3 separate regions of the Mus musculus genome follow, and regions 1 and 2 are each linked to region 3. The links are chromatin loops, found by intact Hi-C in ENCODE. Cell type or tissue: heart. All regions are shown on one strand.

Region 1 (8,000 bases), 52 kb before region 3:
CTCTCAATGGGCAGAAAAGCATGAACACAGTACTACAAATGTTTTTTATGAAAGTCAACTTCTGATTGAAAACACAAAGGCCACACTGTACACTGAAGCTACAGATACAATACAGCTGAGGGCAGAGAGCGAAAGGTCAGGTGCCAGTTAGTATTAGTAATGGAAACACGATCCCATAAATGGGATCGGAAACAATCACCGAGCAGAGTGTCTCAGAGAAGAAAGGCTGATATTATCACCACCACGCGTGTAAACCTTCCTAGTTCCCAAACTGTAAAGTGTAAAACACTGTTTTTACCAGGTTTTCTAAAATGTGTAACTACGTCCTGTAACTTGGTTTTAGTTTTCTGTACTAAGAGTCCTTTCAGATACATCCTTTTGTTCCTTTATTTCTAGGGTGAACTGGAATCATAGCTTTGTACAACGCATGTACACTGGCAGCCTGTTGTAATGTGTACTGGTAACTTGCCTAGAAACACCAACTTTAGGACAGAAACATCTAATTAGAGGTTTGTAATCAGTCCAGGCGATCTGCCTTCACACTAGCATGACGGAGAGCATGAACTCTGGTGTCTGTCTGACCAGCCTAGTTCAAATCTTGGCTCTGCCAGTGACAAGAGGTGTGACCTCGAGAAGTATGGGTTGCCTAACTTCATCAAAGGCCAACATAAAGAAATAATAAGTCTCATAATCATAATAAAAATGATGTTCACCTCACATTATTCTTATAAAGACTCAAAGGGAGAATAAATTTTAGAATTAAAAAGAGTTCCTGTTACGTAATAAATCCTGCCTAATTCATTCGAGGAAGACTATCCCTGAATCTGTTACCTGCCTGTGGATTCTATTCTCCTAACTGGGCTGCCTTGTCTTGCCTCAGTGGAAGATGATATGTCTAGTCGTGCAGTGACTTGATGTTCCAGGGTGGGAGGGCCTCAGAGGAGAAGGAGAGGGGGAAGTTAGGGGGAGATGTGTGAGGGGAAACTGATATTGGGATGTAACGTGAATAAATAAATTAATTAATGGGGAAAAAAATCCCTGCCTAAATTTTTAGTACTATCAGGTTAAGTACTATACAGGTTAAGATATTTACATTTTATGACCTTTGTAAGATTGAAAAGAGAAGAGAATAGCAACACTAACCACACAAAATTGTGATAAAGATGAACTGAGGCAATGTCAGTAAAAGATGCTGTTCCATGGGACAGCTATGCGCAAATGGAAGAAGGCATGTTTCTCTATCTTACTGATAACTGTTTTCTCAATTCTGTAACCAAAGATAACACATAATATTTGAACTAATTTTGCACAAAGCTACAGAAATTCCTTACGATGATTCCAGTTTCATTGATTGTTTCCATAGTCCAATGAAACTCAAGAAGAGACACTTTGGGGCTGGAGAGACGGCTCAGCAGTTAAGAGCACATCCAAGCTCCATCACCAGTCCTCAAGGCAGGCAGCTCAGAACCACCTGCAACTCTAACCACAAATGATCCAGTTTCCTCTTCCAGCCTCCAGAGACACCTGAACTCTGTGTGTGTGTGGGGGGGGGGGGGGGGGTGAGTATATACACACACACAACACACATAAACATAATTAAAAATAAAAACTCTTCGAAGAACAGGAGGAGGACAGGGAAGCGGTACCTGTCCCAGGAAAAACGAATCATCAAGGCAAATGATCCTTTAACAATAGACTCACAGCACCCATTAGCTAGGCAGAAAATCATTATCCTTTTTAGCCCAATGGTGCTCAGGGCTTGATCTCTGAACAAGAAGACCCCATACAAGGCACACTGGGCATTTTTACACAGTCTCCTTGAACTCCACCCTAACGTACAGAAGCAAAAATCACAAACAGAAGTCTGAATTTAAACAAGACCATCACGTGAATCCAGTGTCCACCTATATTTAAGAGTTGCTGCTGCAAAGTTGTGTTGAGGAAAGTCACAATCCGTGTGGTTAGCACTTTGTCACTATGGAGGGCGGTGGGGGGGGAGGCCAGAAAATAGGAAGGAAAAGATTCCTCCCACCAAATTGTAATCCAAGTCAATTTTAATATATAGTAGACAAAGTTCAATGCAATCAATATTTAACTTTTCCTTTAAATACGCCTTCCCAGTAACGTCTCGCAGGCTAACACACTAATTGTTTTATAGCTGGTCATTACGTTGCAGGTGGCTTTCCCAGTGCTCCACAGGTTTGCTCCTCTCTTTGCTGGCCTGCCTGCCTGTGCCATGTGACATGTAGGGCCTGAAACTCAGCATTCTTCCAGGTCATGATGCTCCCGAGCCTCGTCCTCCACTGAACTTGCCTTAAATACAACTGCCCTTCTCAGTATGAGGCTCCAGACACTTGAGCTTGTGGCCGCCATCCCCACCCAGACACTGCCTACAACACTCAGCTACACTCACAGCAGTTTTTCAACCTATAAGAAGCACAGCTGGGGTGGGTTTGTAAAGAACCTATTATGTCAAGAAATTATGTATATTTCCTCTTTTGATTAAACGATCGCATCATTCACATGAACTTATTAAGCAAAACAGCTAGCCTTATCCCCCTGACTGACTCAGCAGCATCCTGCATTAAATCCTTGACAGGGAGTACAGCTTTTGACACAAAGGAATGGCATCTTCTTGCCACATTGAGATATTTAACAACTGAGTCAGTGGGGCCACACCCAGGTACTGTAGAGAAGTGGGGATAGTTGGATTGTGTGTCTGCTGGTCCCCCATTGCAGGACACCATCTGGAAAGTGCATTCCAAGGCCTACTGCTCATGGCTACACACTGATCTGGTCAATCTCCCTTGAGAACATCAATCTGATGGCTGTCAATGAAAGATGCAGGTTTGTAGGAGGACATTCAAAGTGACCAAAGCAGGGGACATCAGAAAACTAGAGGTGAGAACAGGACAGCTGTACTGGCTGGTTTGGGGTGTCACCTTAACAGAAGCTGGAGTCAACAGTGGAAGGAGCCTTGGTTAAGAAAAGACCTCCATAAGATCCAGTTGTAAGGCATTTTCTCCATTAGTCATGGATGGGGGAGGGCCCAGCCTATTGTGGGTGGTGCCATCTCTGGGCTGGTGGGCTTGGGCTCTGTAAAGAAAGAAGGCTAAGTACACCATGTAAAGCAATCCAGGAAGCAGCATCCCTCCATGGCCTCTGCATCAGCTCCTGCCTCCACATTCCTGCCCTGTTTGAGTTCCTAGCATAACATCCTTTGTTGATGAACAGCAATGTGGAAGTGCAAGCAGAATAAACCCTTTCCTCCCCAACTTGCATTTTGGTCATGGTGTTTCCTCGGAGCATTAGAAACCCTAACTAGGACAAAAGCATAAATTAGAGATAAGAAGTGACACTGAAAGTGTAGGAATCCAGATACCATGCATTCAAGAAGAATCTCAAGAGCAAAGGAACCCACAACCAAACGCATGGGTGTTAGTTACATTGTGCTAGAATGGTCAGAAGAGAAATGACTGACTTCAACATCAGCTTGGAATAGTAATGTTTGTTCTGACAGCGTTAGCAGTGACCCAGGAGAAGAGAAATAAATAGAAGCTCATAAAACCATCAAGTCACCCAAGGCTGAGAAGAAATGTTATAATTCTTTCTTATTTTCAAGGGCTTTTATGTAGGAAAGGGATTAATTGAATCAGTAAGCACACAACTAAGACCAAAGGGTCAAAAAATCACAAGAAGGCTAACTTTGAGTCAATATATGGGAAGGCTTTTTTTTTAGCAATTAAAACCCTCTACAAATGGAATGGGCCACCATGTGAAGCAATGAGTTCTCTGGCCCTAGGAGTATAAATTATGATCAGTCCAGATAGCCATAGCAAAGATTTCTCCTTTAGTAGAGCAGAGATCAGCTGGCTCTTGAACTTCATTAGCATTTAAATTCTACCCCCCACAATCCTCCCCCTCCCCCCAAAGAAAGGAAGAAGGAAAGGAAAACTAGGATAGAAAGCAAGCCTTCTCACCACTAAGAGAGAAGAAAGAACGGGTGGAGAGCACAGGAGTTACGATGACCCCGGTCTAAATTACAAATAGCAGCCCTCTACTTCCATTCTGGGAAATAAAGCTGATATAGGCTTATTTTTTACCTATGACATCACACTACTGCAAGAACTTCTCTGGTTACTCTTATCACTGTGGGCCAGTTCCAGCAGAAGTTTACAGACTTCAGAAGTCAAGATAAATAAAAGGGAAACAGCTAAGTTCCTGAAAGCAGACCGCTGAGAAAATTCTAAAATGATCTTTCAGTCTCCTCGTTTAGCATAATGAGGAAGCAGAAGGGGGAGGCTCTGCAGTGAGGGGACTATAAAAAGCTCACCAAGCACTTGGGTAAGAACGGATGACACCGTAGACCAGCGTGAGATCAGCTTACACTGAATTCTACAGGGAGGTTCCTAGGGACTGGACCGCACACAAAACCAGTGGAAATTTTGTAGAAGGAAAGTAATCAGTTTCAGACTCAATCTGAGTTGATTTCCCATTTCTGTACAGGGCAATAAATCCTTAATGTGTATATTGGTGATCTCCAAGGTGATGCAACTTAAGGAAAGAACATGGGGGTCATATAGCAATAACACTAAGTCAAAGCCACTCCTGGGACAGGCTCACAGTTCCTTTCCTGGGAACAGAGGTAATGAGGCTCTGGGCTTACATGTCTGAGAGAAGGGTGGCCTGCCCTTGTCTTCTGCCAACATTCTGCTGCCTTCTCACCTGAAAAGGTCAAGACACCACTGAGGCAGCTCTCATTCTGCCACGAGAAAGAAAGAGAAGATCCCTTGTAAGTCAACTGTGTCAGCCCTGTGCACATTCTAACCCCTGCAAACACTCCAGACCCACGTTGTCCCTGTAGCCCAAGAACTATCACCATGAAAGAGTGTATTTACACAGACAAAAAGAGAGTTTTCACTCAAAGATCTAAGACCACTAAGCAGGACTGGAAGAGGAAGAAATACTGAAATTCACAAATGTTCAGAGCCTTGGCAACTGTTTAATGGCACACTAGGACAGATAAACAGTTTGGGGATATCATAAAAGTCACGGAGTAGCATAGAATTCTCAGCTAACTTCACGATAAAATTTTGTGCACGATAAAATTATATAAGGATAAGATAAATCTACTCAATATTGTCAGACATCAACTTTAAATATAGTTGTTCCTCTTTCTTTGTATGTTTCAAAAGTATAGGCACAAGACACAGGTGACCTCTTCCTCATTCTGATTCTGATAGTTTCTGACCTGTGTCAATCAATGTCAGGACTGCTCTTCTCATGAACTCCGACCCCATCCACTGTCATATACTATACTGAACTGGCTAAATGGGAGCTTCCCGTGGAGTCTCCTTGTAATTTTATCAAAGCAATGACTACATTTCCCTTCCTAAGAATTCAGAAAATTCTTCTATTTCTTTTCTGTGTAGACTATAAGCTAAACATTTAAAGTTTTTAAAACATATTTGTTTTTAAAAAAAGAAAGAAAGAAGAAGCAGCAAATACTCTTTTTCAGAACTCCAATTGCTAAGCAAAAATTCATGTCTTACAAATAAGAAAGTAATCATTTGTATTATACAGCTATCTTATTTGGAAAATCGAAACAACCACAAAAGGGGGCGAGAGTAAGAAAATCAGTCAAATGTCTCCTCATCTCCACCATCCAAGTCACACATTGTTCAAGACAAATCAGTAGTTCCTATTTCGTTAGCATCGGTAATAGATTACTGCTACGGGTAGCAAAAGCAAAAGTGGGCAAGCAAGGCTGGAGACAGAGCCCAGACCAGGGCTTTCTGAATGCTAAGCAAGCACTCGACCCACTGAGCCACACAGGCAACTCCCAAAACTCTGATATGATAAGAAAAGAGAGAACCCTCAAGACCAGAGATGCCAGTTAAGAGGTTATAGGCAAGAAGCAAAACTGTGACCCACAAAAGGAGGTGGAAATGATAAAGTGGACTTCATCAAAGCTTACAACTTCCTTTTTCAGAGAATCTGTTAAGAGAATGTGAAGATGAGCTGCAGGCTAGAAAAGAATTTGCCACCCTGACTTCTACCCTCACAAGAGTCACTTGAAATCAACTGAGTTCGAGAGCAGAAGCTATGACACTCCTAGAAAACAATGTAAGGAAAGGCCCACTGTCACACTGGATCTGGCAGTGGTTCTTGGATAGTCACCAGAAATCAAGCAATAAAAGCAACAGTGAACAAGTAAGGCTGGGTCAAGCTGAAAGGCTTCTGCATGGGAAAGAAAATAATCAACAAAATCAAAAAGCAACCTCTGGAACAGAGGGAAATTCTTATAAGCCATCTATGTGATATGGGGTAAGATCCAAAAAAATATATGAGAAACTCATGCAACTCAGTTGCAATGGGGGAAGATAAACAGATCCAAACTGGCTCACGTACAGGAAGACATAACCCAAAGTATATGAAAAGTGCCCAATAGCACAAGTAAGCCAAGAAATGCCAAACACAGCAAGATCCTACTACACACCCTTAAGACATTTGAATGGCAGAAAGATAGAAAGAACATGTACAAATGTGTCTAGAAAAGAACACAAGCATTCTTATGAGATGTAAATTGGTGCAACCATTATAGAAAGTAACAGATTCCTCCAGATGTTGAAAACTGGACACTACGGTATTTAAAATCCCACTTCTGTATATCCAAAGGCAATAAAAACTACTATCTCATGGGAAGAACCAACGTGTCCAGCACCAATGAGTGGATAAATTGTGGTGTGTTCACACAAATACATTTATGTACAGACACACACACACACACGTAAACTAGAAACTATTCAATCATAAAACAGAGAAAAATCTTACCACTGAGATATCATGAAAGAAACTTGTGCTAAGTAAAACAAGCCAGAGAAGACAAGTCTAATAAAATCTCTCATATGGGAAATCTAAGAGTCAACAGAGCAAAGAATAGAATGTCGGCCACAGGAGTTTGCAAGTAGGGGTCATAGGGAGATGCTTGTCAGAGAGTCCAAATGTTCAGGTTTAAAGTAGTTTTTAACTTAGGATACCTAAGATATAAGATACAATTTGCTAAACGCATGAAACTCAAGAAGAACGAAGACCAAAGTGTGGACACTTTGCCCCTTCTTAGAATTGGGAACAAAACACCCATGGAAGGAGTTACAGAGACAAAGTTTGGAGCTGTGACGAAAGGATGGACCATCTAGTGATTGCCATATCAGGAGATCCATCCCATAATCAGCTTCCAAACGCTGACACCATTGCACACACTAGCAAGATTTTGCTGAAAGGACCCAGATAGAGCTCTCTCTTGTGAGACTATGCCGGAGCCTAGCAAACACAGAAGTGGATGCTCACAGTCAGCTATTGCATGGATCACAGGGCCCCCAATGGAGGAGCTAGAGAAAGTACCCAAGGAGCTAAAGGGATCTGCAACCCTATAGGTGGAACAACATTATGAACTAAGCAGTACCCCTGAGCTCTTGACTCTAGCTGCATATGTATCAAAAGATGGCCTAGTTGGCCATCACTGGAAAGAGAGGCCCATTGGACTTGCAAACTTTATATGCCCCAATTCAGGGGAATGCCAGGGCCAAAAAGTGGGAGTAGGTGGGTAGGGGAGTGGGGGGGAGGGTATGGGGGACTTTTGGGATAGCATTGGAAATGTAAATGAGAAAAATACATAATAAAAATATTTTTAAAAAAATAAAAAAATAAATCAATAAATAAAAAAAAATAAAGTAGTTCTTAAATATTCCACACACAACAAAAGTAGTAATTAGGTAAGGTAATAGCCTATCTGGCATTGTTATGATAATCCTTTTGAAATACATATGCATATACAAACATCCTACTATATTTTTTTAATTTATACAACTTTGCTAATTGTGCTTAAATAAAGCTGTGAAGAATAACCTATATCCAAGAGTAAAATGTTTGCAACTTATATATCTGACAAAGAATTTATAGAGAGAATATATACAGAATTCTCCAAACTTAATAGTTTT
Region 2 (8,000 bases), 110 kb before region 3:
GATCATTTGAAGAGCCGAACGAGAACTGCCTGCCCTTTCCCATTTGCTTTCTGCTCTGTGTGTGTAGCAGATGAGAGGTGAACAATGAAAGCAAGTGCAACGTCCTCTCGATGGAAGGATCTACCAATAGGACAAAGAGCTGAAGAAAGAGTAACCTAGCTCATTCATTGTATTTCACATCTAAATAACTTCTCCAAAAGATTGGCAGCTGAGGCTCTTCTGCTTCTAGTCTCTGCTCCGTTGTGGCGCATGAGAAGGTGGCTAAGCCTGGCGGTCACAGCCAAGCCCCTACAGCAACATTGTATCTTCATACTTCTTTATACTATTACAGGGTATTCCATGAATTAAAGCAAGCAAACAAAACCACTTAACTCTTAGAATCACACTTCATATGAGAAAGAGGACTGTTGCCTAAGATAAAAAGGAAGGACTGATTTTTAACTGTCCTGATTGCAAATACAGGTGCTGGTTAAGACAAAATGCTTGTAAGCTGAGTTAGAGCAACCTGCGTAAGCAATGGTGCTGCCCGTCCATGAAAAATTAAATTCAAACTTAAAGCTGAAGACCACAATGCTCTGAGTAACACCAAACTATACCAGCAGTATTCTAAACTTGAATCACTCTCTCTTGTGGATGTATGTTATTGAAAACATTCATATCTTAATTATTTTTATAGACTCTTTGGATTTAAAGCTATAAAATTTTGCTTATAGTAATGTGTCTTCAAACCATTGGTTTTTATTACGAAGTGAGGGAAAAAAATCACATTTCTAGATATGGACTGGCTGGGGTCAAAGTCAGTTTATAAAGTCACTTTAACTTGTCATCTGCCTGAGACCACATTCTATAAAATTACAGAGGTACATGTGACTGCACCAGGTTACAGACTCTCTCCCTCTCTTCCCTTTCTTGGTACTAAGAAGATGTGGTGGTGGGTTGTAGAGCCAGTTCTACCAACCCAGCCTACTCAACTCTGTCCACTGCATCATCATCTCCCACACTTCATGGTAATGCACGTCCCCCTTCTCGGCCTTCACCCAAACAGGAAATTTGCTCCCAACAAATAGACATATAAGATAGACTCTTTGCAAGAAATTGTGGTAAATGCATTAAAATAAATATCACAAGAACATAGCACCTTTCCCATTGTTATATAACAAGTTAATATTCCATCTTTAGTAATTACTGTCCCATCTGAGTATGACTGTTGTTTATCACGATATCAACTACCTTTTCCAGTAGTAAAAGAAAATTGAATCTAACACTGGAAAGATGACCACCTAGACAGCTGACTCCCATCCAAAATGGGATGCTGTGCTGCAAAATGCTGTAATCTGAGACTTCAAAGCATTTATCTTATCTAATTAGATCCTCCAAGTTGTTGCAAGTCATCTTGAAGACATACTCCACTGGAGAGATGACTCAGCAGTTAAGAGCACTGACTGCTCTTCCAGAGGTCCTGAGTTCAATTCCCAGCAACCATATGGTGGCTCACAACCAACTGTAATGGGATCTGATGCCCTCTTTTGCTGTGTCTGAAGACAGCTACTCATATCAATAAAATAAGTCTTAAAAAATAAGTCTTTAAAAAAAAGCATATTCTCTGAGGTCACAGTCTCTACAAGCTTGCTGACTCGTGTGGAATACTCAGTTGTTTCACCTCGGAGTTATAAGCGAACCATTTCAGTCCATCAGCATAGACCCACATAGAGAATCAAGGCACTGAGGCTTTGTAACCTGCAGCAACAGGGAAACCCTTCCAACAAGATTGCACATACACCCAGTTATACTACGAGGATCATGAAATGACCATGGCGCGTGAACTTGAGAAAAGAAATATAAGGGGTAGGGGGTGTGAAGAGATGGAGTGAGGTGACACAGAAAGAGAGAGGAAGCAGCAGCCACTGGCTCTGCATTACCATTATCAGGGTTGCTAAACATCCTACTTGCACTGGAGACAGTCTTCCCAATGTCAGCCAGGGACCGAAGGTTGGATTTCTTGGTTTGATGTCGATGTTTCCGGAGCAGAGTATAGGTGACCTTATCCTTCAGGTCAGGCTTCAGTAGGCCTGTCTCGATCTGGTGGTCTGCAATCATCTCTGATGCAAAAGACAAAGTAAAGTGGGTGTCAGTCACCAAACCATGCAGCGAACTGTCACTCCAGCCTTGTGGATGTCATCACCAAATTAACTCCAAGGCCTTACTTCAAAAAAACCCCAGCTTCCCACTTTATGGGAAGGGACAGGATGCTGGCATTAATGAGAATATTAGAACTATTCTAGCTTTAATTGGATCTTTACAAAGGTAGGATTGTCTTAATCTGTCTTTTTTTTTAATATCCTAGCTATGGTGAATCCCCTAAATCACAGTTTCCTTGAGTAACACGATTAGTCAGTAATTTGCATTTTTCAATTTTAAAAAGTAACATTCGAATTTTTATGCCCTGCATTACATTAATCAGAAATGTCAAATGTAAGATAAGAAGAGAAGTTGAACATTGTAAAACCATGAAAAGTGATTATTAAAGTCTATCTTCCCAATTCTTCTAAGTTATATTTTCTTTGAAACACCTTTTCCAATATCAGATCATTTGAACAGCTAGTGAAGAAAAGATTAAGCTATAAAATTATACATACCCTAGTCTTTCATTTTTTTATTTAATTTTTTATTAGATATTCTCTTCATTTACATTTCAAATGCTATCCCCTTTCCCAGTTTCCTCTCCAAAAGCCCCCTATACCCTCCCCCCACCCTGCTCCCCAACCCACCCACTTGCGCTTCCTGGCCCTGGCATTTCTCTGTACTGGGACATATAATCTTAGCAAGACCAAGGGCCTCTCTTCCCATTGATGGCCGACTAGGCCATCCTCTGCTACATATGCAGCTAGAGACATAGCTCTAGGGGGTACTGGTTAGTTTATATTGTTGTTCCTCCTATAGGGTTGCAGACCCCTTTAGCTCTTTGATACCCTAGTCTTTCAAAGATGTAGGATTAAATCTTCCTGGTCAACTCTAACTAAAACCTGATCAGTCTATTCTACTGATCATTTCAAATACTACCTGACCATTTTTGAGAAATTTTAAATATCCTAGTTATAAAAAAAATTCTATTTATTCTTCTTTACTGTTTTAACTTTAAAAAGAAAGTGGCTTTGGGGGCTAGCGAGATGGCTCAGGCAGTAAAGGATAAAGTGTTTTGCTGTGCATGCAGGAGGGTGTGACTTCAGAGTCACAGCATCCACATAAAAAGCTGGGTGCAGTGTTAACCACCTGTGTCCTCTTACAGGAGGAAATGTGGTGAAGACAGGCAACGCCCTGGAGCTCAAAGGCAATCCAGGTTCAGTGAGAGATGTTATCTCAAAAATAAGGTGGCTAGAAAGTAAAAAAGATACCCAACAGCAATTCTCGCTTACACGCACAGGTGAGCACACACATGCAGAAGCACACAGATACACGGATGCACATTCACACACACACACACACACACACACATAGAGGCATGCAACAATGATTTGTAAAGTGTTCTGCTAGACAACAAATTCTGTTCCAACAGAAAATAGCTTCTTTCTCACAGGTAAACACATAAAGGCCATCCTATTCCAGTATTCACCTCCATCACAGAATCTGTGGGTGATGTGCAGGGCAGGGCACCTTACTGCATAGCTTGCCCTTGAGAAAGTACTTGGGTGGGGAAGTACAAAAGCCTGTTCTTATTTGAAACTCTAACAGGAAAATCAATGGGTGGTCGGACCACAGTCAGTCAATCCTATGGAATCCTGCCCTAAAGAAAAGTTAGAGGTGTCTCCAGGACCTTGCTGATGCCTCACGGAACCTTCACTGGTCCATCTTTACAGTGAGCACACAGTCTCACCACCTACGTCTAGAAGCCAGCAATTTATACAGTGGACAGGGAGTCATTTGTAAGGCAATCGGAGGCTAAATCAAGGAGTTTCCATCATTTGCCCAGCACAAATGCTATAAATGTACAGAACGGGAACCATTTGGTAAAGGGACCTAGAGGGGACAGGAAGTTTCTCTTGTGAGTGTTTTGATTTGAAAGTGGCCTTCAGCTTGAGTATTTTTAACCACACAAACCGCACTCAGTAAAACGCTCAGAGTGACCCCTAGAAGTACAATTAGCCCTCTGTCCCACAGTCAAGTAATTAGGTGCCTTCAGAACACAGCCCTATACTTTCCCTTCAAGACCCGTTCCATGTGGAAAGTCCATTTACAGAAGGACCACAAAAATAAACAGCCGGAGCATGTCTGCAGCAAGCATTATCAGACTCTCACTCTGATGCCAGGATCCTGGATTAAAGAGTTTCTTATCTAGCCTTCCTGGCAAGGCTTCCCAATGCATATGCATGCACAGCCGGCCCTCTTGTTACTAATGCCTGGAAATCACTAGTTAGACAGGTTAAAACATCTGTGTGGCTTATGGCCTTCATTAAGTTTCCATTTAAAAAAAAATGGTGGCATAATAGGCTCTCTTTAAGCATCAACTGCAAAACCTTTTCAAAGGAAAGTGGGGGCAGTTACTTTTACAACTCTACTGAAATTAAGTGCTCAGAGTTCAGATCCCACAGACACTACCAACTGTGAGAAACTATGCCAAGTCTAGATGCAGAACAGAACTGAGGAGAACCTAGGGGGACCTCCAGCTCAGCTCTTGTTACACAAGTGAGGAAAAAGGGGGTGAAGAAGGGACTGCGCCCCCAAAGACTCACTAAAAAGGCAGAACCCCAACCAGAAACATGCTTTCTGATGCACATCTAGATCTTTCCCCATTCGACACAGCATTTTCTGTATTTAAAATGCAAGCCCACCAACCAGGCTGGTGTACAGCTGCCATGTTAGCATTCAAAAAGCTAAAGTAGAAGGATTGTGACTTTCTGGCCGCATGAGCAATGGATCCCATGAGTCCAAAGCCTGGACTCCATAGCTACACTCTGCCTCAAAAGAGCCAAAGGTAAATTGTCCTAGAGAGCGAGCTCTAGGCAGAGAACAAAGTGATATCTGCAGAGCTTTGACAGACAAACAGAAAGGTAAGCTTAGACTGTGGAAAGCGGCTAAGGGCACTAGCGAGCCTTTAGGAAAAAGACACACAAGGCCAAATACATAGTTCTCAACTTCAAAATTAATGAAGATAATGTAACTAGACGTTTGTTAGGTCTGTCAAAATTATCTATCCCAGTGTGAAAGACCTTTGCCATAGCCGTTGCCTGGGGATAATACCGAGGACCAAGGCACTTGACAAAAGCACACCAAAATCTTTCAATATGTTCAGAACTTTTGAATTTTCTACAACTGGAACTCTATACTAATCAAATAATTTTGCTAAACTAAACAAAGAAATATTCATTTCTTTTGATAATAAAACCTTCAAGGTCACCTAGTGCCTAATAAATTGCAATTTTACAGCTATCCTGTTTTTATTTATAGAATGACAGAAATTTTGATATTTATGTTTTTATCTTTAAGCAAGTACCAATTAAAATGATGGACCCTGAGGCTGGAGAGATGGTTCAGCAGTAAAGAGCATTTGCTCCACATGGGGGCCTGAGTTCAAGTCCTGACACCAATGTAAAACACATGCCATAGTTGTGCTGGCCTATAGCCCCAGATTATATGCACAGGGCTGTGCAGGCCTATAGCCTCAGATTACAAGGGGACACAGGTGGGCCTTCTGAACTCACTAGCCAGCCATGCGGCCTAACTGTCACAGAGAGTTTCAAGGAACTTCAGGGAGGGAGCTTGCCTCAAGGCAATAAGACAAAGAGTGACAAAGAAGATACCCAACAGCCTACCCTAGCCTCCACATGGCAGGCATCCACACACTCACATGTGCGCACACACATGCACTGTACCACAGTTCCACTTCAAGACAAAGTTACATGCACATAAACAGAGCATAAGAAAAATATTGAGATGATAAATATTGAGACAAAATTAGATTAGGAAACATTTTATTTTTGTGGTAAAATTAGGGAAGGTTTTATTTTTGTAGTAAAGTATTGATGGAGCATATTTAAATGGATATATGTCAATTTTAAGATTAGAAAGAACAAAAAAATACAAATTTGAAAATATAAAGTTTTTTTAAGGAAAAAAAAACAACAACAAAAAACAGCAGAACTCATACATTTGCCAACACACAGAGCTCAGGGTGTGTGTGTGTGTGTACACATATGTATGTATGTATATACGTGTATATATATATATATATACATATACATATATATATATATGTGTGTGTGTGTGTGTGTGTATACATATGTGTGTATGTGTGTACATATATGTGTGTGTATATATATGTATGTATGTATATGTGTATATATATATGTGTGTGTGTATATATATACACATATGTATATATATTTTCCAAAAATAGAGCTACATTTTGCTCATCCATTTCTCATTGTGCTAATTACCTGAAATGGATTACAGCTTTTTTTAAACAAAAGAAGGGAAGAATCTTCCATGAACTTGACTTTGTATGTGAGTGACACCCTTTAAATGTAGGATTACAATGGAGTGCTAATAATAAACCTATTAAAATAATCCCTGGAAATTATGTCTTATCCTCTGTAATGCTTCAAAGACAATTTTTCTATTAAAATACAGAAGGGATTCTTTTTTAAAAAAAAATTAAAAGCACAGAGAGGTCCTGAAAAGAATCCCAGGTAAGCTGATTTCACTGTAAGAATGACACCTGACATCTGAGCCTGGCTTGAGTCCTGTGCAGCTGCTTGCCATGGCATAAGATCTGTGGGTGCTCTACCTCTCAGGAGGATGAGGAGGGGCAATAGCAAATGGACCACAAAGACGGCTGAGAAACACCCTCATGTTTACTGGATATAATCATACTTTCTATTATTTATTTCCTCCCTTTTCTGAAGCAAAATTGGCCTATTGGGAGAAAACCCATCATGATATTTATGAGAGAGTAACAGCCAGTTGAGAATTACCAGCATATGCATCCCTACCTCATCCCCTGCAAGAAAAAGGTTGTAATAGTAATGAACTAATCCCTACAGCACCTCACAGCACCGAGCGGCCGTCTGTCGTTTAAAATGAAGCAAAGGTTTTCTGTGGTTTGTAATTTATTCTCCATAGGTTTGTATTCTTCCAGAGGATTTTTGTCCTGTTATCAGGTTATACTTGTTTACTCTCCTCTGCAAAGCTGGTCTTTTTATTTCCTCCCTTTCTTTTGCTCATGATGTATGGTTTGCTCTGAACTGTTTTTCTGAATTATCAGCTCCAGAATGACAGCCCTGGCACTCTGCCTCCTTGCCCCAGGGACTGTGAAGCAAACATATTAGTGAGTGATGATACCTCAAAGTGACCTAGTGGTGTCTAATTTTAACACAGGATGACAATGTTCAAAGTAAATTCATGGAGGTTAGAAAAGAGTCCGCAGCTGATAATAAAAAAAATGTTACGGGAAATTAAGCAAGAACATCAAACGATCACTTAATCTTTCTTACATGCAGCAGATGTCAGAGCTTCCCTTTTGGTTATTGGCTAAAGGGGCTCTGATTTAATGTGGGCCTCTGTCTTCTGCTGTGTATGCACAGTGAGGGACTTGCTGGGATCAGGAACTCTTAAAGGTAGTTCAGTATGGGACTGAAGAACACAAAGACAGCTTTGCAAAGAAGTTCAGGTCTAAAACTTTCATCACCATGCTGATCAGCTCCGAGACCAGCAAAAATCAGTCAATCGATCGATCAATAAAAAGAAGGAATGAATGCTCCAATACTTCCATCTCTTCAGTCAATAGTGTTTGGAAGTTTTTCTTCTGTTCATGAAATTCCAACCATCTCTATACCAGATTCAAATCAGACTTCATGTCGTAATCTTGTAGGTGGCATGTAGGAAAACCTAGATAGCTAATGACACTAGGGTCTGATGAACCCAGCAGGTCTGATGACTTTTCTTGATTCTCCCAACAACTCTGAAAGATACATTGTGACAGCTAGTTTCAATTGTCAACCTGACAC
Region 3 (8,000 bases):
ACAGAAAGAAATCCTGGACTGCTCAATTGCTGCTTGCGTAGCGCGGGTCTGGTAACAAAGAACTTTCTCTGGGGACAGCTGCTCTGTGTCATCCCGTATATGAGGTCTGCCAGAGACCCACATGTTCACTCTGTATTCTAGACATCTGGTTAAGTGCTTCAAGCACTGGCTGTGGTTGAACTTGTTTCCATATTGCCTGATAACTTGCTCTGGTGCTTTAGATATTTGCTACAATCTAGGCAGGGGTGCACTGAATTCCATTTTTCCCTTCCTATTTTAGGACTATATCTCACTTACCAAGCAATCACCTTTGCATAAAAAGATCAGAAGCAAAAGCAAAAATCCTATCTGACCACTTCATAGTTATGCCACCTGCAGCAAAGGACTTAACTTTCCTGAGTTGCAGGGATTTTTTTTTCCTTGTATAAAATTAGAGTAATGATATCTAGTTCACAATGCTTTGATAGAATAATACCAATTCTGCATTGGTTTCTTTGAGATTTGAGTGAAGGGTCAAACTTAGCACATACTACTTTAGTAAATGTGTTTCTCGGGCCAGTGAGGTGTCTTAGCAGGTAGATACTTGCCTCCAAGCCTGATGACCTGGGTTTGATCCCTGGAACCCACAGGGTAGAAGGAGAGAAGCTGACTACACATATGTGCATGTATACATGTGCTTGACCACACACACACAGGGGAGGAGGGAAACGGGAGGGGGAGGGGGATAGAGTGAACACCCGCATATAATCGCATTCTGCAATTCTGCAACGTAATTTGTAACAAAATAAGTTGAAACAAAATAAGTTTAATAAGTTTCTTTTTTTCTTTTTCTTTCTTCCTTTTTATTAAGAAACTCATTACTGGTCTACAGCCATGCGTTCCAATCTTGTCTTATCTCAGAAACTAAGCAGAATTGAGGCCCAGGTAGTACGTGGGTCAGAAGGAGCTCACTACTTTTGGAAAGACTTACAAGAGTCTTCCTTCCAGACAAGAGCCTGGACATCGAGGCTCATCCTGATACCCGCCAGAATACTTTTCTTCTCTGCACTCAAAACTAAATGATTAAAATAGGATATGGGCCAGTCAGTAGAATTATGGGTGGGAAAGGGCTACCTTAAAGGCTAAGAAATCAAGTCATTTTCCCAATCTCTCTGAGCCTAAGACTCTTGAGATGGTTAAATAATACAGCTGTTACTCATGGATTCAGCAAATATTTAATTACAGCTTGTTATATTCCTATTATTCTTGAGAGGGAGGGGAACAAATCTACAAATAAGACAAAATGTTCCTTAAAAAAAAACAAAAACAGAAACAAAAACAAACAAACAAAAAAAAAAAAAACAACCTAATGACGAACTGAGGGACAAGATAATCTCAGAGGGCGCTGGAAGCTTTGCAGAGAGTAAAACCCCACAAGAGGCTGTCTCAGTGGTGCGGTGAGGATTCTGAGGAAGTGACGTAACTAGGGGCAAAGTCACTGTGTGAAAAATGTACAACAGCCTTCCAAGCAAAGGGGAAAACAAGGGCCAAGACCCTAGGATAGGAAAGTTTAGCACCGTCCAGGAAGTGGAAGGAGCCAGGTCATGCAAGCCAGGAGAAGGAGTCAGAGCTGAAGGCATCTGGAAGCCTCTGAAGAACAGTGAGACGGAGGCCGGCATGAACTGTTTTCCCTTCCCAAAGGGTCACTCTACCTGCGATGTGGAAAACAGATGCTTAGGGCACAAGATAAACTCGTAAACTACCACAAAAACCAAGAGCACTGTGTGAAAATCGGGGTGTTGGGAAGCCATGGAGACTTCATTCTGGACACTTTTTAAGGTTGAGATGTGAATCCTGAAAAAAAAAAAAAGTTGCTGATGCAATCAGAACTGCCCGAGCCGGGTACTAGAGACTCAGGGCTGTTGCTAAATGCGGCAAAATCCATGCATCAAGCTGGTGCTGGAGTCGTTACCAGATGCCAGCATGCAGAAAAGAGAAGTAGGATCAGGGTGCGGACCTGCGACTACCTGCTAAGACACACCAACATCCCCAAGTCAGGCAGTGAGACCAGTGTAAGCTGGACACGGGTGACATGGAAGTCAGAGAGAGCAGACAAGCCCACCGGAAAACTGAGAAGGACGGAGATGGGAAAGCCAAAGTTGGATTTGGCCAATAGGGAGGATGCAGGTGCCTATTACAGACCCCCTTGAAACAGGCCACTCTCGGTGCTGGGGGAGAGAGGAACAGAGAGGGTGCTCGTCTGTTCCTTCTTCTGTTTTTTACCTTCCTCCAGTGAGGAGGAGAGTAAATATTAACTGAGTATCTACTGTGCACCCTGCATACTTCCAGACACCAGGGACACACAAACCACGTCTACCTTCTCGAAGACATCTTCTGGTGCTCAGGGAACAGTCCAAAGTGCAAGGAGCCACCGGCTACCCAGCATTTGTGCACACAGATAAGGAGGACGTCGCAATGAGAACATTTTCCTAAACTCCTCAGAAGCACGACAGAATCCCAGAGCACTGCATGTACCCTAACTTTTTTTTTTATCCTCCCTCCGGAAAATAGAACTAACCCCAGGTCAGTCAGCATGCTGAGTCCAACACAACCGACTGTAGACGCCATTTTGGACCCTCTTATCCATCAGGCAGGATCTTAAAGCATCCTGTTGTCTCTTGATATATTTTCTAAACCTAGATATCGAAGCTTGTTCCAAAAATTATATGCCACATGTAAAGCAAAAGGGAAGCAAGAAACCCAAGAGATTGGAAGGGAAGGTAAAAAGGTCAGCACCCAAGCCCTCCGGCCAAGTTGAGAAAACAACCCAACCCCACCGTCTGAGCACGGAGTGGGGGTCACGCTGGGTGCATTCCTTGGCTCTTTGGTGCATATTTCACATTCCCGTCAAGACTATACATAGCAAGTCATCAGAGCCTCGTTTTCTCTGACGGCTCATACAGAATGCCCACAAATAGGCCTCTTCTCTGCCAAAAAGGAGCGAGTGAAACAGGGCAAAAGCACACAGCCTGGCGGCGTTCCTCTTCCTCAAGAGCAAAGTCATCCTGATGCCTTTGGCCTTCTGCACGGGGCAGAGGCAGTCCCTCCTCTTTACATGACAAATATCAGTTATTCAGCCTTACATTTCTTAGCAGTTGCTGGCTATTATTAGTAAGACAGAGAGAGATACCATGTAAAGTGGCTGACCTAACCAGTTCCCCCCTCCCTCTATAAATCACTAGGAAGAAATTAACTCATCCAGTCCGTAATCAGGCCCCCAAATCTGTCCTTTAAAATGTCCTTCGCACGTGCCCTGCATTTGCTGAAATCAGAGAAGGAAGCATACTGTTGCTCACATAGCCAGCGTGAGGCAAAATGCAGAGTGGCTCTGGAAGCTCCTTACCAGCCTCAGGGGTGAGGGAGGGCAAGCTTCATATCACATGGCCTCTGATTGGAGAAGTTAAACCCCTTCTATACAAGTCCAGACCCATGGTGAGGGGAAAAGGTGGGGGGAGGGGGTTCTAAATCTCCATTTTTCTGGGATAGCAAAATGCTTTAACTGGAACCCATGTCAAATCATCTGCCAAATGGGCAGGTTCTCACCAGCCGGTCCTAATCACGGAGCAGGCCTGTGAGGGTGACTTAAGTCCGGCACGAGAAACATTTGTGCAAAACTGTCAGCCACTAGGCCCAGAGCACCCATCCACATTCCAGCCCTCTGAGATCCCACCCCCCCTGAGCCCTTGCCAACTGCCAACGTGCTCGCAGACTAGTACTCACAGCGCAAGCAGCTGCCACTCAGCCAGTCAGCAAGTGGCAGGCCGCCAGCGCACAAGCTTCAAGAGCACCAGCCTGCTAGTCCCAGGGCTGTTAAAGGTTGAAGGTCTACGGGTATGCTAGCCTTTAGATTCGCCTCACTTGCCCTCCTGTCTCCCTCTCCCATGCTTCCCTATCGCGCCTCCCACGGTAGCAGTTCACTCGTCTCTATGGTAACAGCATCTGGTTTCAGAGTTAGAACTTCATGCAGCACAGTTCTCTCTTAGCCTGGGGCTTTTGCCAAGAGGTGCACTAGCAAAAAGGCTGCTGCCTGAGTTGGAGCCACCTGTTTCCCTGTCACCCCGGGAATGACAGTTATGCTGCGTGTCCTCGGATTGTGGCATCTATTTTGTGGAACGAACACTTTAACCTCAGCATGCTCTCCACAGTATAGAGGGGCTGTGCTAGAGCTGGCAGCCAGCGGTATCCAGAGCCAGCCTATCTCCCCCACAGTCTCTGTTGTCAGGGACTTCTGCCTGCTTCCAGAGGTGGCACCAGGGAGCAGAATGACTCCGGCTGTCAGCATGTCCAAACTAGAGTTTGACATCACTGGTTCAATCAGTGCACGCAGCTTCAATTTTATTAGTTAACCTTGTATTTAAACATTATATTCTATCCTCGCCATTTGGTTTGTTGATGACATCCAATGAACCCATCACCTCTCCATTTATAGAAGCTTTTCTGTACCCAGCATATGCTAAACAATTCTGCACTCACATGCCCTGAGGCACAGATATGTATAAAACGTGGAAAAATACCGAGAGTGAAGACTTTTATATCAGCCATTGCTGTTGTGGTAATTATGAACAGTGTTGCTGGGGAATTTTGCTTACAGTCTAAAGGTATCACAAAGCTCAAACCTCAAAACTAGGCTCTCCCGGCTCTTTGGCTGACCTTAAGTCAGATAAAAGATAGAACATAGCACACCACAGATTTCTACTCCAGAACAGCACAAAAATGCCTAAACAATGTTCCCCTGTCCTCCTCACTTCTAAGAGGTAGAGAATCATTCTTTATTATAAGCTCGCTGCAAACACGATGTTTTCTTTTGTTTTTTGTTTTTTTGTTTTTTTTTTAACCAACAGCATTTTTATCGGTGCTTTTGTTACTTTGTAAAATGTGCTGTCCGTATTTGCGAGGTGTATATAAAGAGCAACATACAGCTGTCAGAGTCCTGGGTGACAGAGCCATCTCAGCTCTGTAAAGTGCACTGCCATCTTTTGGCAACATGTGTTCACTACAGCCGATGGATGGCAAGAGGAGAAGGAAGGAAAGTTTGTAACCATTCCCTTCCCAAGTTCACAGAGGTCCCTGGGGGGCCTTGTGTCCCCACAGGAAGTGAGGAAGAACAACGGTGGTCACTGGCTTAACCATGCACAGTGCTGAAGCTCTGGAGAGATATATTAAGAAAAGGAAGAGAGAGATCGGCACAGCAAAGCTGACAAACGTGGTTGATCACAGCTTTGTCTCCCACAGACCAACAGGTCACATGTAGAGTAAGCCGCCCTCCCAACTCAGGAGCTCCCTAATCAGCCTGGTCATTGACACAGGCCGAGGGCCAGGGAAACGTGGCCCCACATGAAATCAGATTTTAGGCTAAAGTAAAAGTAAAACTGCAACCCAGAGCAGGAGCATGCTGCACATAATTCTAGACTTACAAACTGCCTTACAAGTTCCTTTGTACTCTTGGACACTTGTCCCGGAGAAATGAAAGCTTACATTCATACAGAAACCTGTCTGTGAGTGTTCATGGTAGCTTTATTCCTAATAGCTAAGAACTAGACCTGGCCCAAGTACCTTTCTATAGGCAAATGGTTATGGTTTAAAAGCTATAGTTCATCCATATCATGGACTATGGCTTAGTGGTAAGCAAGGAGAAGCCACTGATTCACACACTAAAACAATGTATCTATAGGGGCTTATGCTAAGACAAAGACTCAGATGTTGTACAATTCATTTACATAACACTTCTGGAATGACAGCTTTTCCATATAAAGGACCCGACCTGAAGTTTCTTGGGATTAGAGACGGGAGTGTTGGTGGCTATGAATGAGTGGTACAGCAATGGATGTGGTCCCAGCTTAACTCTGCATCTTATCCTCCATGGTGACAGGAACATGGATCTACACAGATAATAAAAACATACAGACTGCAGACAGAGAGAGGAGAAGACGAATAAAACTGGGTAGATCTGAAGAGTTCCTTGAACTCCAGAAGTGGAAATACAAGTTATGCTATAGTTTTCTAAAGCGCTAATCAACATGGAGCAAAACTGGCCAAGTGTAGGGTTTGTCCTCCAAAAGTAATTTCTCTATTTCTCCTCAGCTATGCCTTCCAATCTACAACTGAGTCAAAATTCCAACTAAGATGTATTCACTTATCATCCTGGACATATTATTTTGCTTGGTGGTTAGGTGCAGATGGAATTGAGCGACACTGAGCGTAACCTCTTTAGTAACTGTGTCTTTGGACAGTGAACAAACCCCATTCAGCATCTCTTTCCAAGAAGCCTACAGCAGTTCATGCTGGTTAAATAAGTCCCTGAAATAACCAAGTCCAATTCATCGTAATGTTCCTACACGAAATTTGTAGGAACCAGATAAGATACTAAGATCTGAATAATCCATAAACCAAGGGCTAGAAATCCGTCCCAACGAGAGTTGGTTCGCATGTGTGCCTTTGAACTCTCCCCTTGAATCTTCTCCAAGTTGGGGCAGGGCCTCCCAAGCTCTGTGCCCAGGTTGCCACCTGAGCTCTGACAGTCTGGACCAGACTATTTAACAAAAGCCAAGGCCTGAAATGGCAAGAGGTCCATATGGGCTCTAGGGATAAGAAAGCCACTGGGATCCAAAGGGAGAGTCCTCTGCAAGGACATAGCATGCTATCGGTGAGACTGCTGGGAAGGACACCCATGCTAACCAGAGAATGACAGCCTGGTGCTGAGGACATTCCCCGGACTCAGTCTACACTCACGTTTAATGTTTAATGGGCTTCCTGGGTCTCATGTTGCCTGAAGCACCTGCTCTTTCAATGTCTTCTTAAGATTTTTCCTGCCAGGCAGAAGACAGAGGCTTCTCTCTAAACCCTTAACTCTGAACTGTCTCTCTTCGAGGAGTTTGGGGTGGGAATAGAAAGGTCCTAAGATAGGAGTCAGGCAAGATGACACAGGTAGTACTGCTCCACGAGAGAAGTTAGGGCCAAGCACAGCAGTGGACATGTCCCTCTACTGTCCCTTCCTCCTCTTCAGTGGCCATTCTCCACAGCCAGTAGCCAAGGAAAGAAAAGAGAGAAAGGAAGCTACCACGTATAATGATGGGGAAACAGATAGGCATAGCTGCAAGCCCATCATGTGAAGAAGGCACCTTCCAGTCAAGGGAGCTCTCTACAATGCTAGTCTTAAAGCAAGAGTGGATGGTGAGCTTCCTATCTCCCCACACCAGTACGTTCCAGTTTGTGCCACTGGCATCCGAAGCTTTCCTTCCCAACCCACTCATTCATAAAACAATTTAGCATCTACCTCCTTTTGAGTATCATTCATTGGTTCTTCTTTATAAGGACCTTCCTGTTGACTATAAGCTACTCAACCCAGAAGAAGAGGCTCAGCAGACATACACACACACACACATACACACACACACACACACACACACACACACACACACACACACCTTAGCTACTGCCTTCCCTAGCTTGCATGGGATGTACTTCTCTAATTAGCACATCAGATACCCAGAAGCCACATAAGAAGTCAGCGCGAGGCTCAGCCCTGCTCCTCAGACCTGCAACTGGACGAGTTAAAATCCCACAATGTGTACAAATACACCTACCAAGAAGCTACATGGCAGCTACTTTGCAAGTAGGACAAAGAGTTGACATGCCAAAGTAAACCTTAAGCTCTAGACATTTCAGCTCAGTCCGTGATTAGTTATTTGTAGTAGATAGGCCACTGGCTGCACCAATAAGTAAATGCCATATCACATTGACATTCATGTCAGTCTATGATTCTATCAACATTTACTTTAGATTCATGGATATTAACCTCAGGTTAGATTCAAGATGGCAGATGGGTAGGGACTCAAAAGCAGGGATTTTTTTTTTCAGGACACCAGGTTGGGAGTCAGCCACATGGCACCTGATCCGGTATAGCCTCTGCCCTGGTCACCTCTGACACACAGAACTGACATCAGCAGAAGTGCTTCCCCTCC

What was found. Hi-C counts contacts between places; a loop is a spot of excess contacts. Peaks named below come from ENCODE experiments on the same cell type or tissue, not always from the same donor. Only the 100,000 strongest peaks of a DNase experiment are listed, where the experiment ranks them.
Region 1: a loop joins it to region 3, with 2.9 times the contacts of the local background. A loop is called at or near these places in 6 of 42 quality-filtered maps.
Region 2: a loop joins it to region 3, with 2.1 times the contacts of the local background. A loop is called at or near these places in 6 of 42 quality-filtered maps.

The regions. Positions count from the first base shown.
Region 1 is chr5:88,978,046-88,986,045 of GRCm38, reverse strand. The region is part of intron 3 of Slc4a4 (solute carrier family 4 (anion exchanger), member 4); the gene reads right to left. Among named protein-coding and RNA genes, the nearest start is that of Slc4a4, 95 kb to the right of the region's middle. In heart, no CTCF peak of the experiment used is centred here; no DNase peak of the experiment used is centred here; H3K27ac peaks cover 1,001 bases.
Region 2 is chr5:89,040,312-89,048,311 of GRCm38, reverse strand. Slc4a4 (solute carrier family 4 (anion exchanger), member 4) reads right to left here. Exons shown (of 27, transcript NM_001359211.1): 6 at 1,920-2,099. Among named protein-coding and RNA genes, the nearest start is that of Slc4a4, 160 kb to the right of the region's middle. In heart, no CTCF peak of the experiment used is centred here; no DNase peak of the experiment used is centred here; H3K27ac peaks cover 496 bases.
Region 3 is chr5:88,925,727-88,933,726 of GRCm38, reverse strand. All of the region lies in intron 1 of Slc4a4 (solute carrier family 4 (anion exchanger), member 4), which reads right to left. Among named protein-coding and RNA genes, the nearest start is that of Slc4a4, 42 kb to the right of the region's middle. In heart, CTCF peaks have their summits at 4,273 and 5,019 (motif pointing left); DNase peaks (open chromatin) are centred at 66, 2,954 and 3,716; H3K4me3 peaks cover 476 bases; H3K27ac peaks cover 2,694 bases.